2 separate regions of the Homo sapiens genome follow, and region 2 is linked to region 1. The links are chromatin contacts, found by Hi-C or POLR2A ChIA-PET in ENCODE. All regions are on one chromosome and are shown on one strand. The core of a region is the stretch at or near the end of the contact, and the rest is flanking DNA. Distances in the headings are between cores, read along the strand shown.

Evidence for each region. Hi-C counts contacts between places; a loop is a spot of excess contacts on that map. ChIA-PET counts read pairs that join two places held with the same protein, here RNA polymerase II (POLR2A). Pooled maps may share reads with other maps.
Region 2: a pooled map shows a loop between it and region 1 (9-fold over the local background). The contact joins two enhancer-like sites. A Hi-C loop is called at or near these places in 3 of 50 pooled maps. POLR2A ChIA-PET finds 5 or more read pairs at or near these places in 2 of 52 experiments (HepG2 and naive thymus-derived CD4-positive, alpha-beta T cell).

Annotation. Positions count from the first base shown.
Region 1 is chr6:42,268,368-42,271,240 of GRCh38, forward strand. It overlaps TRERF1 (transcriptional regulating factor 1), which reads right to left. Exons shown (of 18, transcript NM_001395490.1): 5 at 1-1,481. The coding sequence starts at 1,223. Among named protein-coding and RNA genes, the nearest start is that of MRPS10, 52 kb to the left of the region's middle. RefSeq lists enhancers at 620-1,449, 1,231-1,280, 1,717-2,282 and a silencer at 1,041-1,110. Within about 2 kb of position 1,389, at least 5 of the 41 ENCODE cell types and tissues checked have a DNase peak (open chromatin) inside an H3K27ac peak, as active enhancers do.
Region 2 is chr6:42,770,580-42,773,452 of GRCh38, forward strand. It overlaps a transcript of BICRAL not described here. Among named protein-coding and RNA genes, the nearest start is that of BICRAL, 10 kb to the right of the region's middle. RefSeq lists a silencer at 200-249 and an enhancer at 720-919. Within about 2 kb of position 1,377, at least 18 of the 41 ENCODE cell types and tissues checked have a DNase peak (open chromatin) inside an H3K27ac peak, as active enhancers do.

The DNA of each region.
Region 1 (2,873 bases), core at 139-2,638:
TTCAGCTGACTGTCCTCACGCTGCTGGTGCTGGGACAGGTGGCTCTGCTGGTAGAGGGGGTGGCTGTAGGGCTGCTGGGGCTCCTGGTAGTAGTACTGGGACATGGAGCCCAGGGGAATCAGCTGGACAGTGTGTGCCTGCTCTGGGGTATACTGGTGAGGGTCCCTGTGATAAGAAGGAGGCTGCAGGTGCATCTGTTGCTGCTGCTGCTCTTGCAAGTGCTGCATCATGGGTTGGGGCTGATAATACTGAGGTATCTGCATTGAACCCTGCCGCTGCTGCAGCTGTAGCTGCTGCGGCTGCTGCTGCTGTGGCGGCGGCTGTGGCTGTGATGGGCGAATTTGTTGCGGCTGCGTCTGTATTTCTTGCATGGAGATACGCTGTTGCCCGGCTTGCTGCTGTTGCTGCGGTGGGTAATACTGGTGCTGCTGCATCTGTTGCATGTGCTGTGACAGCATCTGTGGGGCCTGCAGTGGCTGTCCTCCCTGCACTGGCACCTGAGCCAGAGGCTGCTGGTAGTCATAATACAGGTGCCCTTGGGTAGGGTGCTGCCCGACCTGAAGAGCTGGTTTGGACAGCCCACCAGTGAAACCAGGGTGAGGCTGCTGGGGCACCTGCTGGTAGCGGGAAGGGATAGCCGGTGCTGGGGGCTCCATGGGCTTCTGAGACAGCAGCTGGCGGAGAGCACTGTCAGGGGCTCCATCCATCACTGCTGACTGAGTGTGCAGCACCTGGGCCATATTGTTGACCTGAATTCGCAGGTTTTGGTTGGCAAACACCTGGGTGAAAGAGTCCAGCTTGTGTAAGACACCGCTGGTAAGCTTCTGGGTCCGGATCTCGCTGGCCTGGGAGTAGGTGTATTGGTAGCCATCAGTGGGCTCAGCCTGGGCTGGTGCCCCCCACATCATGTTTGAGTTGGCCAGGTTTCCACGTAGCTGGACATGGTTTCCAGGCCCTGCATGACTTCCCCACCCTCCCTGCCTCGAGGTATCCATTTGGCCAAGGTTTTTGGAGCCAACAGGCAAGCCCAGACCATCCCGTGTATCTTGAGGGAAGTGGGGGGAGATTGGCGAGGCCTGAGGGGCATCCATTCCGCCCCCTGTAACTGCATTCCCATAGTTGTGGTTCAGCCCGCTGTGGACGCCAAGTGGTGGCTGTTGGTAGAAAAGGTTCTCACTACCATGGGCCACATGGTTGGTCTTGTACAGTTGCTGGTCACCCATGCTGTCTGCCTTGGTTGTGAACGTCCAGCCACAAAACCATAAAAAAGGTAAATAAAACAAACCCAAAAGGACTGAAACCCTGAGAAGCTGAGAGAAAAGTGTCAGCACTACTCCACGGCTGACATGTCTGTGAACGTGGCTGGAGCCAGGTGTTCCTGTTGGCCTGTACCACTCATGTGCAGGGCGGGGGGTTTCACATCCTCTCCCTGGCTGAGGTATAGACCACACAGCACTGTGGTGAGGAGACGTCGCTCACACCTGCAAGGCAAGATGCAAAAGACAGGAAAGGATTTATTTGGATGTTTTGTGATGAGCAATTGATATCCACCATGACCAGTGATAAAAATAAACATATAATCCCAGCTACCTGGGAGGCTGAGACATGAAGTTCATTTGAGACCAGCCTGGGCAACATAGGGAGATCCCGTCTCAAAAATGTTTTTAAATTAGCTGGGTGTGGTGGCATGCGCCTGTAGTCCCAGCTGCTCAGGAGGCTGAGGAAGGAGGATCACTTGGGACCAGAAGTTTAAGGCTGCACTGAGTTATGACTGCACCACTGCACTGCAGCCTAGGTGACAGCATAAAACCGCACCTCTCTCTCTCTCTGTGTGTGTGTATATATATATATGAAACAGGAGACTCGATTAGAAATAGCCAGTGTCATGCACTCCACACCCTTTTCACTGAGTCTGCAGATCTTAACTCTCACATGAGATGCAAACTCTCTTACTTTCAAGCCATTGTTCAATGGCTCAGTAGTTCATTGATTTGTTAATTCATTGTTTTGTTCATTGATTAATTCATCCATTCTTCTGAGACCCTGCTATTGAAAGCCCAACACTATTCTAGGACCTGTGGGAAATATAAAGAAGTTTAAGATATGCATTAATCAATTTATCTGTTCAACACATATTTATTAGACACCTATTAACTGTAAGGCACAATGCGGAGAAATGACTAAGACATAGGCCTGCTCTCAAGCATGTAGTTAGAAAAGGTGATGAGTCGCATAAATAATTACAAAGGGGAAAACGATGCATGTAATCAAAAGGTAAAAATAAGAGAAGCAGGGTGTGATGGCACGCACCTGTACCCCCACCTATCAGGAGACTGAGGCGAGGATTACTTGAGCTAAGGAGTTCAAGACTAGCCTGGGCAACACAGCAAGACCTCATCTCTTTTTTTTTTTTTTTTTTTTTTGAGATGGAGTCTCGCTCTGTTGCCCAGGCTGGAGAGCAATGATGCGATCTTGGCTCACTGCAACCTCCACCTCCTAGGTTCAAGCGATTCTCCTACCTCAGCCTCCTGAGTAGCTGGGACTACAGGTGCCCGCCGCCAAGCCCAAATTTTGTATTTTTAGTAGAGACAGGGTTTCACCGTGTTAGCCAGGATGGTCTCGATCTCCTGACCTCATGATCCGCCTGTCTCTATCAAAAATACAAAAATTAGCTGGGCGTGGTGGCAGGCGCTTGTAATCCCAGCTACTTGGGAGGCTGAGGCAGGAGATTCACTTGAACCCGGGAGGCAGAGGTTGCAGTGAGCCGAGATTGTGCCACTGCACTCCAGGCTCTGTGACAAGAGCAAAACTCCATCTAAAAAAAAAAAAAAAAAAAGAGGTTCAATTTCTACATCCTCAACTTGAAATTCTTT
Region 2 (2,873 bases), core at 127-2,626, 500 kb after region 1:
AATTTTTTGTATTTTTAGTACAGACGGGGTTTCACCATGTTGGCCAGGCTGGTCTCGAACTCCTGACCTCAGGTGATCCACCCGCCTCGGCCTCCCAAAGTGCTGGGTTTACAGGCATGAGCCACCCCACCCGGTCAGTGTTTTTGTTTTTTTCGGTCTGGAGTGCAGTGGCGCAATTTCCACTCACTGTAGCCTCCACCTCCCGAGTTCAAGTGATTCTCCTGCCTCAGCCTACCGTGTAGCTGGGATTCCAGGTGCCCGCCACCACGCCCCGCTAATTTTTGTATTTTTAGTAGAGACGGGGTTTCACCACGTTGGCCACGAACTCCTGACCTCAAGTGATCCGCCTGCCTCGGCCTTACAAAGTGCTGGGATTACAGGCGTGAGCCACCGCACCCGGCCCTCCCCTCTCTGAACAGGATTGCCTACTCTGTCCTCCGACTCCCAGAGCTTTTCACTGACACCTGGGGACTGCTGGGTCCCTCCTTCTCTCCTAGCCTGCCCAGGGCCACCCCAAGCCTGCAGTAGATTTTCATTTATCTCTGTAAGAACGTTTACAAGGACATGGAGCAAATTAGCATCACACAAATGACGATGCTGCAAATGAGCGGTGTACAGGGTTGGCGGGTGTTGCAGGCAGGTTTCCTGTCGTTGGCGCCACGTGCTGCAGAAAGAGGACCCCTCCCCCTGCGGGCCGCCGCTGCGCCCGTGCATCCGTCACAGGTACAATTCGCACCGGAACTTGCGGCCCGGCTTCATTACGTGATGCTTTTTAGCTGCTCTGGTTTCTTTTTGTTTTTTCTACTTTTCTCATTTGTTTGTGTTGTTAGGGACCGCCTAGTGAGAAATTGAGCTTCAGGCTGCGCAGATAGAAAGGCCTCTATATCTGCATCCCCACCCCTGTGGGGGTGGCGGGGGGTGGTGGGGGGGTCCTGTCTGAAGTGGTAGGGAAGGAGGGTTTTGAGGTTTTTGACTATTTGCTTGCAAGTATCTAAGTAAGAGATTTGTTTGCCCACATTTGCACTCTCTTGGCTAGCAACCCGACAAAATATTTTCTGATGGTTTTTCGTGTATGTGGTTTTTGTTTTTGAGGGAGAGAATAATTAACACCTTGGTTAAATTGTACTGAGATACAATGGCTGTTTTTAAAAATTGCTGTTAACTGAAGGGTTGAAGCTAGTATAATTCCCAGGCTCAGCCTCTTGGGAGGCTGAGTCTCCAATAGCATAGTCTTCAATAGACTATGCTGTGAATTGTAATCAGAAAAGAAAAAAAAATTAGACACGAGCAAAAGCAATTAAAGTATTTATTCTCCAATATTCGCATTTCTGCATTTGTCAGCAGCTGTGGAACTGTCACAAGATATGCTGATTTGGTTGTGGTATGTGCCTGTCTGGGGAGGGGAGGAGGAGGATGAAGGCAGACTGTAAACAAATCATTATTGTAAAGTGATCAGTGGGTAATAGAGGCGTGTATAGAGTGCATAGAGAAGGGACTCACTCATTTTAAGCAATGTTTTTCAAATGGGGTCACCTCCATTAGTGAATCATGAAGTCCTTTACCAAGTGCCTAACAGCATTTGAAAAAATAAAGACAATATAGAATGAAATACATCAAGATGCATCCTCCATAGTAGGTTTAGATATTTTTTTTTCAAAAACCTTTGTTTCAATTATATATCTACTGAATTACAATGTGAAATGTGTTTCTTGGGATTGAGTCTCAAGCAAAGATGTTTGAAAGCCACTGAGTTAGGCGACGGGAGAAGGCTTCCCAGAGGAGGTGGCATTGGAGCTGGGCCTTGAAGAATGGTGGACTTGTGCCACAGGAAAAGGGAATTCCAGGCAGATGGGAAAGGATATGTCCAAATCTGGATCTGTTTGTTCAGGGGCAGGGTATTCTCTGTAAAGGGACCACAGGGTACTAGGAGAGGACTGGCTCGAGATGTGCCTGGGGAGGCAGGTGGAGCCAATTACCGAGCCACTTGAAAGTACATATACCACTTCTCAGCTTGCCCTAGAAATTCCCATTCTCTGGTTATGGATTTGGGTTTGGGAATCTGTACTTGCAATAAACATCCCTGGGCAGTGAGGCAGTGAGGTGCTGATGAAGGTGTGACACAACCAGCTCTAGAATCTAGAAAGATGATCTTTGTAGCAATTTGGATAGGAGATCAATGGGAGGCCAAGCAATAGGCGGACCTGAATTCAGGTGATGGTAATTGGCAAAGAATTACCATTGAGGGAGGATGGTATTCGAGGGAGATTTTGGAAGTGAGTTTTGTAGGGACCAAGGGAAAGCTTCACCTCCGCCCTGTGAAAGTTTGCTGAAAATGAACTGGCAGTAGACAGATTAAGAGGAGAAAAGACATAACAATTTATTTAATATTTAACATGTATAGCATGGGGGAATAGCAGGAGAATGATTACCCAATAACCCAATGAGGTCCAGGTGCCTAAGTACCCTTCTTCACAGAAGAAGGGGAGATGGGGAGTGGAGCAATTTTTTTTTTTTTTTGAGACGGAGTCTTGCTCTGTCGCCCGGGCTGGAGTGCAATGGCACGATCTCGGCTCACTGCAACTTCTGCCTCCTGGGTTCAAGGGATTCTTCCGCCTCAGCCTCCTGAGTAGCTGGGATTACAGGCACCCGCCATCATGCCCAGCTAATTTTTGTATTTTTGTAGAGACAAGGTTTCGCCATTTTGGCCAGGGTGGTCTTGAACTCCTGACCTCAGGTGATCCACCCACCTCAGCCTCCCAAAGTGCTGGGATTACAGTCGTGAGCCACTGCACCTGGCTGCAATTAAAAAAAAAAATTAAAAAAATACAAAGCATCGCCATGTTGCCCAGGCTGGTCTCGAACTTCTGGGCTCA